Linked DNA regions of Homo sapiens: region 1 is linked to region 2. A link is a loop called in an ENCODE intact Hi-C map of the cell type or tissue named here. Cell type or tissue: PC-9. All regions are shown on one strand.

Region 1 (4,000 bases), 140 kb before region 2:
GACTTTTGGGGCCAGTTCATCCTGTCACTCGACAAATATGTGGGTGCCTCTATATGTCTAGCACCTTCCGAGGCTCCAAGGATATGGTGGTAAACAAAATGGACACAAAATGCCTTCTAAAGCCCAGACAACTAACGTACAAATACATCTTTAGAGCACAACCCAGTCGTAAGTTAGGGACTTCCAGTACTAACTTTGGTCAACTGTCAATGTCTCCAAGAGCGTTGAGGGTCTACATTTTTGCTTAGTGCTTTTGGACAGACATTGAGTTAGAGGACAACATCAGTCTTGGCATTTAATAGTAGATAACGTGAACACAAGAATTGTGTCTTCTCATTAAAGCAGTAGCCCAGTCATCTACCTAGACAGGCAATAATAGAGTGGGAGTTAGATTTAGATAAAAGTGAACAAATCAGAGGTACAAAGAACAATTCTTGTCTCTTCATTCCATATTTAGTTTGACATATTTATTGAGACTTTACAAATTCTTTTTGAACTGTGTTATGAATGTCAAGTACAAGATAAGGAACTATGTTTTTAAAGATATTTTTAGACAGCAATGTTATGGTAAGATACAAGTATGAGCTTAAAGTAAAATGTCTTATCAAAACTGAAAGAAATGTATCCACCTACATCTGGTTGGTATTTCAGATTCATGAAGGAATTTCCAAGTGATTCTGTTAAGAGGTTGCTCTACAGTGAGTGAGTGAACAAGTTAGATTTCTAGCCCTCCTCTGGCTTCCCTTTCGGGACTTGCCTTTATTCTTTTATTAGGGATAGGCACTCCTCATAATTTATATGACAGGTTAATATGCTTTAAAAAAATCTCTCTTAAGGTCCTGTTCAAGTTAGGGAGTTATAACGTGTAAAAGATTCTCAATTTGAAGTACTGTAATCAAAACTTTCACACACACTCATTTTCCAAGAACTTTATAAAACATGCACCAGGCACAGGTAGAAAGTGACAGCCAAGAGTTCAGTGATGTATTATTTCTGGTGCTTTTTTAGCTTTTTTTTTTTTTTTTTGGTCGGGGCGGGGGGATGGAGTCTCGCTTTCTCACCCAGGCTGGAGTGCAGTGGTGCAATCTTGGCTCACTGCAACCTCCGCCTCCTGGGTTCAAGCAATTCTCCTGCCTCAGCCTCCTGAGTAGCTGGGATTACAGGTGCCTGACGCCATGCACAGCTAATTTTTGTATTTTTAGTAGAGACGGGGTTTCGCCATGTTGGCCAGGCTGGTCTCAAACTCCTGACCTTAGGTGATCCGCTGGCCTCGGCCTCCCAAAGTGCTGGGATTACAGGCGTGAGCCACTGTGCCCGGCCAGCTCTCCTTCTTTAAAAGCCCACTTAATAAAGCAGTTAGCTACTTCTAGATGCTCTGGCAGGTGCTGTGAGTATAGCCAAGAGGGTCTGTTACCTATAGAGCTGACTCCAATTGCTGTCATCCACAAAGGCCATTTTAATCTCCTGCTCAGTTTCCAGTCAGCCTCCTGCATCACTTCAGCTGCTTAAGGGACAGTTACATGTTTTACAGCTGTGGCTCTCCACAACCCCACCCTTCTATGACTCAGCCTTGACTGCTAGTCTGCCTGTCAGTATCATTGGCATGTAACCAGAAATATTATTTTCTTATGAACTAAATGATGCAATGACAGATGTTATAGAAATATGCAGGTCATATCAAAACACTCTAATTCAGATGTGGAAGTGACTCTTTCCTCCCCTTTCTCACCTCCCAAAATAATGACATTGGAACTTCAGTCTTGCATTCCAGTTTTACCATGATTAGAAGTGGGTGCTCAAGAGGCTATGTAAATAATAGGTCTCATAAAAACATATTTTTCTGTCTCATGCTACTGTCTCCACTCAGTCAGCTTCATTTCTTCCCCAACAGCTGTGTTGAAAGTACTCTAGGTCTTTTAAAATCTGAATATTACATTATGGAAAAATCTTTGAAATTTATTTGGATTAAAAAATAAAATTGGAAAAAGAAAGGTTCAGAAATAGAGGCTAGAATTCGCTTGACATCGTGGAGAGGAAAATGTCTAGAAAATACCGTCATTAGTAACATGTGCTTACGAGTTACAGAGAGGTCATCTGCTACTTAGCAAGAGTGGTAAATGGTGTAGAAACTATGTGATATGAGACATTATAGATAATTTACCTGGAGAATAGAAGTTAAGTTGATGGCTGCCCTTAAATATTTGAAGGATTTCCATGTTGAAGATAAAGTAGACTTGTTTTGTATAGCTCTAAGGCCAGTATTAGGAGTTTCAGGGAACAGACTCTAGCTTAACACAGAAGAACTTTTTGTTAATTAGACCTTTCTAAAACTGAAACACGCTGCCTGATGAGGCTGTAGGAGCTAGCAGAGAATGAATGGGCATCAGCCATTATAGAGGAACTTCTTGCATTGAGAAATTTGAGTTAAATGGCCTCATGTTCTTTTTTGATTATTAAAAATTCTTTGAGCTGTTTCTAATACCACTTTTGATAGAGATCAATTTTCAAGAATTAGGGGACAATTGGAATCTTATGCATTATTAATTTATCCATTTTTGTATCCAGAGTCTCAGTGCCTCATACAAAGCATTTCCTCAATAAGTAAAGTTTGAACTAATAAACAAGTATTTCTTTATGAAAAGGCTTAAGGTCACAGAAACTTAGGATTTTTATCTTATTTAATTATGGCTTTGTCATTATTTAAAAACAAAAATGACACTGATGATGAGAGACACAGTCGGAATTTATATGAGCCACATTTGCAATTGATTCATGTTAGAAATGCCTTTTCTTATCTAAATGTATAGGAAAGAAACAGTTTTAGAAGCCGAAATGAGAGTTAGTTTGTTTGCCAATTTCTCTTTCGAGCCCAGAATTTCTATTGTGAGCTTTCTTGCTCTGCAAGCCCAAAGCTTAAACATCCTGAAAAATTCTGTACTTTCAGCTCTCCTATATAAATCTCTACTCCATGAGCAGAAGGAAACAGACTAATTTCATACCATTTACTGTTTTCTGTCTCTATACGAATCATGTGAATTAGACTCACCTCTCTTTCAGTTGCACTGCTCGTACTTCAGTACATGTAGGACACAGTAGAGAGAAAAATATCTGCTTTTTACTTTTAAAGCCAATTGCTGGTCTTTATTTCTGCAAGTCTTTTCTTCTAACTCAGCTTTCAGTTCTCTTTCTTAATTCAACTCTTGCAACTAATCCTCATACTTCAGACCGAAACTTAATGGGAAAAGATATGTGAGATTCATCTCTACTGAGAAAACCTTTCATGATGTGATTAATACTTATCCTCAAGGTCTCCTACAAGTGAAGGACAAAGTGGCCCTATGCTGCCTAGTACTAGAGTAACAGCAAATATTTGTCTGTGGCTTAGGGCAAGTTGGAGGTGCCTTTGAAGTCTGTTTGGTAGCCAGGATCTCTCCACCAGGGTAACAGGGTTTAAAACTTGAAAATTTTTTAAACCTTAATCAGCACATTGGGGTTGCTCCTGATAAAGACTCTTGAATGAAAAAAATGGAAAGTACATTCTAGTCTAAGTTTGCATTTTGGAAATCCCCAGTAGGCACACACATGTTCAACAAGAAACTCAATTCGTTTTAACATCAAGTTAATTGCCAACTGTGGTGGTTTTCTGTGGCACCCAGTCAGGGAACGTGTTTAACATATATAATATGAATAATATATATGTATATATATGCATTTTATAAGGAAGATTAATTGAGGAGATAAACAGGAGGTAATAAAATAATTTTAATGACTTAAACAGGCAAAAATGGCTAAAAGCTTTTGCCACCATGGATAAGTTCACTAGCATTTGGTCTCATTACAGCTGAAGAGTTATCTTACTCTTAAAGAGGGGGATAAAAGAAAAAAACTATGTGTTAATAGAAATGTAGATATAATTAGGTAGACTTAAAGAATTATTCTGGGTGCTCACAACTATGTGTTCATGGTTTATCGTTTTCCTAGTGTGACCAGGTTTTGTAGG
Region 2 (4,000 bases):
GGGCGGATCACCTGAGGTCAGGAGTTTGAGAGCAGCCTGACCGATATGATGAAACTCTGTCTCTACTAAAAATACAAAAATTAGCCGGGCGTGGTGACATGCGCCTCTAATCCCAGCTACCCGGGAGGCTGAGATGGGAGGTTGAGACAGGAGAATCGCTTGAACCCGGGAGGCGGAGGTTGCAGTGAGCTGAGATCATGCCATTGCACTCCATCCTGGGCGACAAGAGCGCAACTCCGTCTCAAAAAATAATAATAATAAAATAAAATAAATTTGTATTTTATTACAATAGCATTTGCAGATAGGAAACTCGTGTTTATTATTCCTTTTATGAATTTATTGACTTATGGAATGCCTAATATGTAGCAGGCACTGAGGTAGGCACTGAAGACACACAGGTAAAACCAATACGGCGCCTGACCTCATCGAGCACAGATACATGCAAGATGTGCTATTTATTGTGTCTACAGACAATGCTCACAGGTGGATGGGAGCACCCTGTCTCTGACTCCTCAGAATTAGCAGTTGCTTCCTTCTTTAGCCAGCAAACTTCTGCTGTATACATTATAAACAAACACACAGGTCAGGAATAATACTTGGTTACCAGTAATGTGATAAAGTGTGAACACCCAAAATGCCCTTGACAATGAAAGTAACTGATACGTGTTGATTTGTCACTCTAGGTCTGGAATTTTATGTCTATTGTTCAAAAAGAAAAAAGAAAAGCCTGCTTTTCAAAGTTCTTAGCATGGACATTTTGGGGATCTCCAAAGCAAGACTATGAACTAATAATTTAAAATAAAGAGGCTTTGCTTTAATATCACACTCAATTTTGCTCTTGTAAAAGAATAGTCGGATAGTTAACAATTTACCTGATACGCTGGGTGCCTGCCAAGGTACTTGCCGGTTTTATTCTAAAATATGTCCTGCCAGGGGGACAAATGAGAGGGATTCCTCCATTTTGCATCTGTGTTTCATACCTGTGCTCTTAGCAAAGGAGTAGGTTGTGGGGGAGAAGGAGGGTCTTTTATATTCAGCTGTATGTACTATTTGACATCAGAGACCCCATGAATAATCACTCTTTTTTCCATTCGGCCACCAGCTAGCAGGTTGCAATTCTTTCCTACCTGGAGCGCTGCAGGGGGTGGGGCAAGTGGAGACATTACTGGACATTTGCATTTAAAGAATTAATAAAAATTCCTTATTTGCCTGAAAGCCCCATGAAGTTTATAACCTTGACGCTTTATAGCCCCCTGCACTGGTTTCTCTCCTGGTATGGCCCAACGAAGCAGCATAAATCTGTATTTTAAAGTATGCAATTAGTAATGTGCTACTGGACCGCATCCTGGAACTATGCAGTTCCCTTGGCCACAGAATTTCACAAAAGGGAAACAAACAATACAGAACAATGAAAGGCATTCCCTGAGCGATACTAACCTTGAGGTCACCCATATTAATGGCAGCTATTCCACGTGAACATTTCTTACTTCGAGCAAACAATGTGTCGAGGACAAAAAGGTCAAAACTGCCTTTCTTTGGGTTGACATAAAAGAACTTTTTAATTATTCTTGCCTAGAAATGGACATTACTGGGACTTCTGGGGGCTGATTTTCAGGGTTTAGTTTGCAGACCTACCATAGGATGCTCTGAGATCCACCCTTACAGCAGTCCCTGAGCCCAGGCAACCTCTAGGGTCCTGCACCCTTCTAGGGAAAACACAGAAAAAGGAGATTAGGGCTGTTACCAAGACCACTAGACTCCTGAGAATGGGTCCTGATGGAAGAAGGTGGGAGTCTCCACCGCCAACACCCTGCAGGTGCAGGGAGGAGGTGGGAGCACTGGAAAGGGAGTACCTTTGGAAAATTCAAGAATATTTCCTAGGTCGGGTGCGGTGGCTCAGGTCTGTAATCCCAGCACTTTGGAAGGCCGAGGTGGGTGGATCACTTGAGCTCAGGAGTTCGAGACCAACCTGACCAACGTGGTGAAACCCCGTCTCTACTAAAGCTACAAAAATTAGCCAGGTGTGGTGGCAGACGCCTGTAATCCCAGGTACTCGGGAGGCTGAGGCAGGAGATCGCTTGAACCCGGGAGGCGGAGGTTGCAGTGAGCGGAGATCGGGCCATTGCACTCCAGCCTGGGCGAAAGAGCGAGACTCTGACTCAAAAAAAAAAAAAAAAAGATTTCCTGACCTCAAGGAGAGAGAAAGAACCTAGGCCTGGGCTTGGCAACTGAAGAACACCAATTAGGGCTCCACAGGCCTGCCTCTCTTGTGTAACCTTTAAAAAGGAATTTCTTGGAATGTAAATGGAATCCCAAACTGGTGAGGCCACTCAGGGATTTGGTAGAGACTCAAGCGCCCTCTAGAGGCGACGCTGCGGTGTCTGGTCATTGGGCTGCTTGAGGAGGTTTGAGGAGGCGTGGGCGGTAGAGGGTAGGGGTTGGGGTGGGGTAGTTACCAAACACAAAAACAGGAGAAGGTTGTCAAGACACAGCACCCCTGGGAGCTGCCAAGGCAGCCCTAGTTAATAAGAGCGGTTCCCAAAAGCAGCAGTATCTTCTATTCCTGATTGTCACCCTTAAGGGAAACTGAAATTAGTCTTTGCTGACTACTTAACATCTGGGGATAGAGTGGGGAGGAAGAGCAGTCTTGCTTTGTTTTTTGAGACAGGGTCTTGCTCTGTCACCCAGGCTGGAGTCCAGTGGCGTGATGACAGCTCACTGCAGCCTCAACCTCCCAGGCTCAAGTGATCCTCTCACCTCAGCCTCCCAAGCAGCTGGGACTACAGGTGCACACCACCACGCCTGGCTAATTGGTAGTTTTTCCATCTTTTGGAGACCACTTTGTGCTCTTGAGCCCTTTTATGCTACACTGTCTGGATCCTTGACTCCAAAATTAATTCTTCTTATTTCTTCCTCTGAAAAACCTTTGCAGACTTCAACTTTACCACCTATCCGGGAACCTGACTCAGGCCACTGCCTCTCACAATGTCCCTAGTGAGACAGCCACTCTACAGAACATAGCTTGCTCACCACCGCTCCCACTGCTCTGACCATAGGAGGAGGCATCGTCCTCCCTTTTGCCACACCTTTGTAACCCCACAACAGGCTCCTCTAGTGACTGACTCATCACAGCAGAACACCACCTAAGGCTTCCACAAAGGTTCAAAAGCAACCAACTGGAGACAATATAAGATCACCTATCTTCTAAAATGTGAACTAAATGAATTAGAATTATCTAGGGTGTTTGTTATAAATAAGATTAAGGACCACATTCAGAATTTTATTTATTATTATTATTATTATTGTTATTGAGACAGAGTCTCACTCTGTTGCCTAGGCTGGAGCGCACTGGCGCAATTTTGGCTCACTGCAACCTCAACCTCCCAGACTCAATCTATCCTTCTACCCTAGCCTCCCGAGTAACTGAGACTTACAGGTGCACACCAACACGCCTGGCTAATTCGTGTATTATAGAGACAGGGCTTCACCATGTTGCCCAGGCTGGTCTGAAACTCCTGGTCTCAAAGCAATCCTCCCACCTCAGCCTCCCAAAGTGCTGGGATTACAGGTGTGAGCCACCATGCCCATTAAATACTTCAAATTTTAATTAGAATTTCTGGAAGTGGGTCAGATATCTGCATAGATGGCAAACTTCCCAGGTGGTATTTATGCACATTAATATTTGTTTTTGGTTTTTCTTTTTGAATTTTTTTTTTTTTTTTTGAGACAGAGTCTCGCTCTGTCGTCCAGGCTGGAGGGCAGTGGCACCATCTCGGCTCACTGCAAGCTCTGTCTCCCGGGTTTACGCCATTCTCTCGCCTCAGCCTCCTGAGTAGCTGGGATTACAGGCATGCGCCACCACGCCCAGCTAATTTTTTGTATTTTTAGTAGAAACGGGGTTTCACCGTGTTAGCCAGGATGGTCTCGATCTCCTGACCTCGTGATCTGCCCACCTTGGCCTCCCAAAGTGCTGGGATTACAGGCATGAGCCACAGTTCCT

What was found. Hi-C counts contacts between places; a loop is a spot of excess contacts. Peaks named below come from ENCODE experiments on the same cell type or tissue, not always from the same donor. Only the 100,000 strongest peaks of a DNase experiment are listed, where the experiment ranks them.
Region 1: it touches region 2 in a loop (10-fold over the local background); 1 of 110 quality-filtered maps calls a loop at or near these places.

The regions. Positions count from the first base shown.
Region 1 is chr12:95,761,703-95,765,702 of GRCh38, reverse strand. The region is part of intron 2 of NTN4 (netrin 4); the gene reads left to right. Among named protein-coding and RNA genes, the nearest start is that of NTN4, 27 kb to the left of the region's middle. In PC-9, no CTCF peak of the experiment used is centred here; a DNase peak (open chromatin) is centred at 1,602; H3K27ac peaks cover 2,021 bases.
Region 2 is chr12:95,622,133-95,626,132 of GRCh38, reverse strand. No RefSeq gene overlaps it. Among named protein-coding and RNA genes, the nearest start is that of USP44, 73 kb to the right of the region's middle. RefSeq lists a silencer at 2,355-2,424 and an enhancer at 2,432-3,386. In PC-9, a CTCF peak has its summit at 2,387 (motif pointing left); DNase peaks (open chromatin) are centred at 2,292 and 3,062; H3K27ac peaks cover 1,065 bases.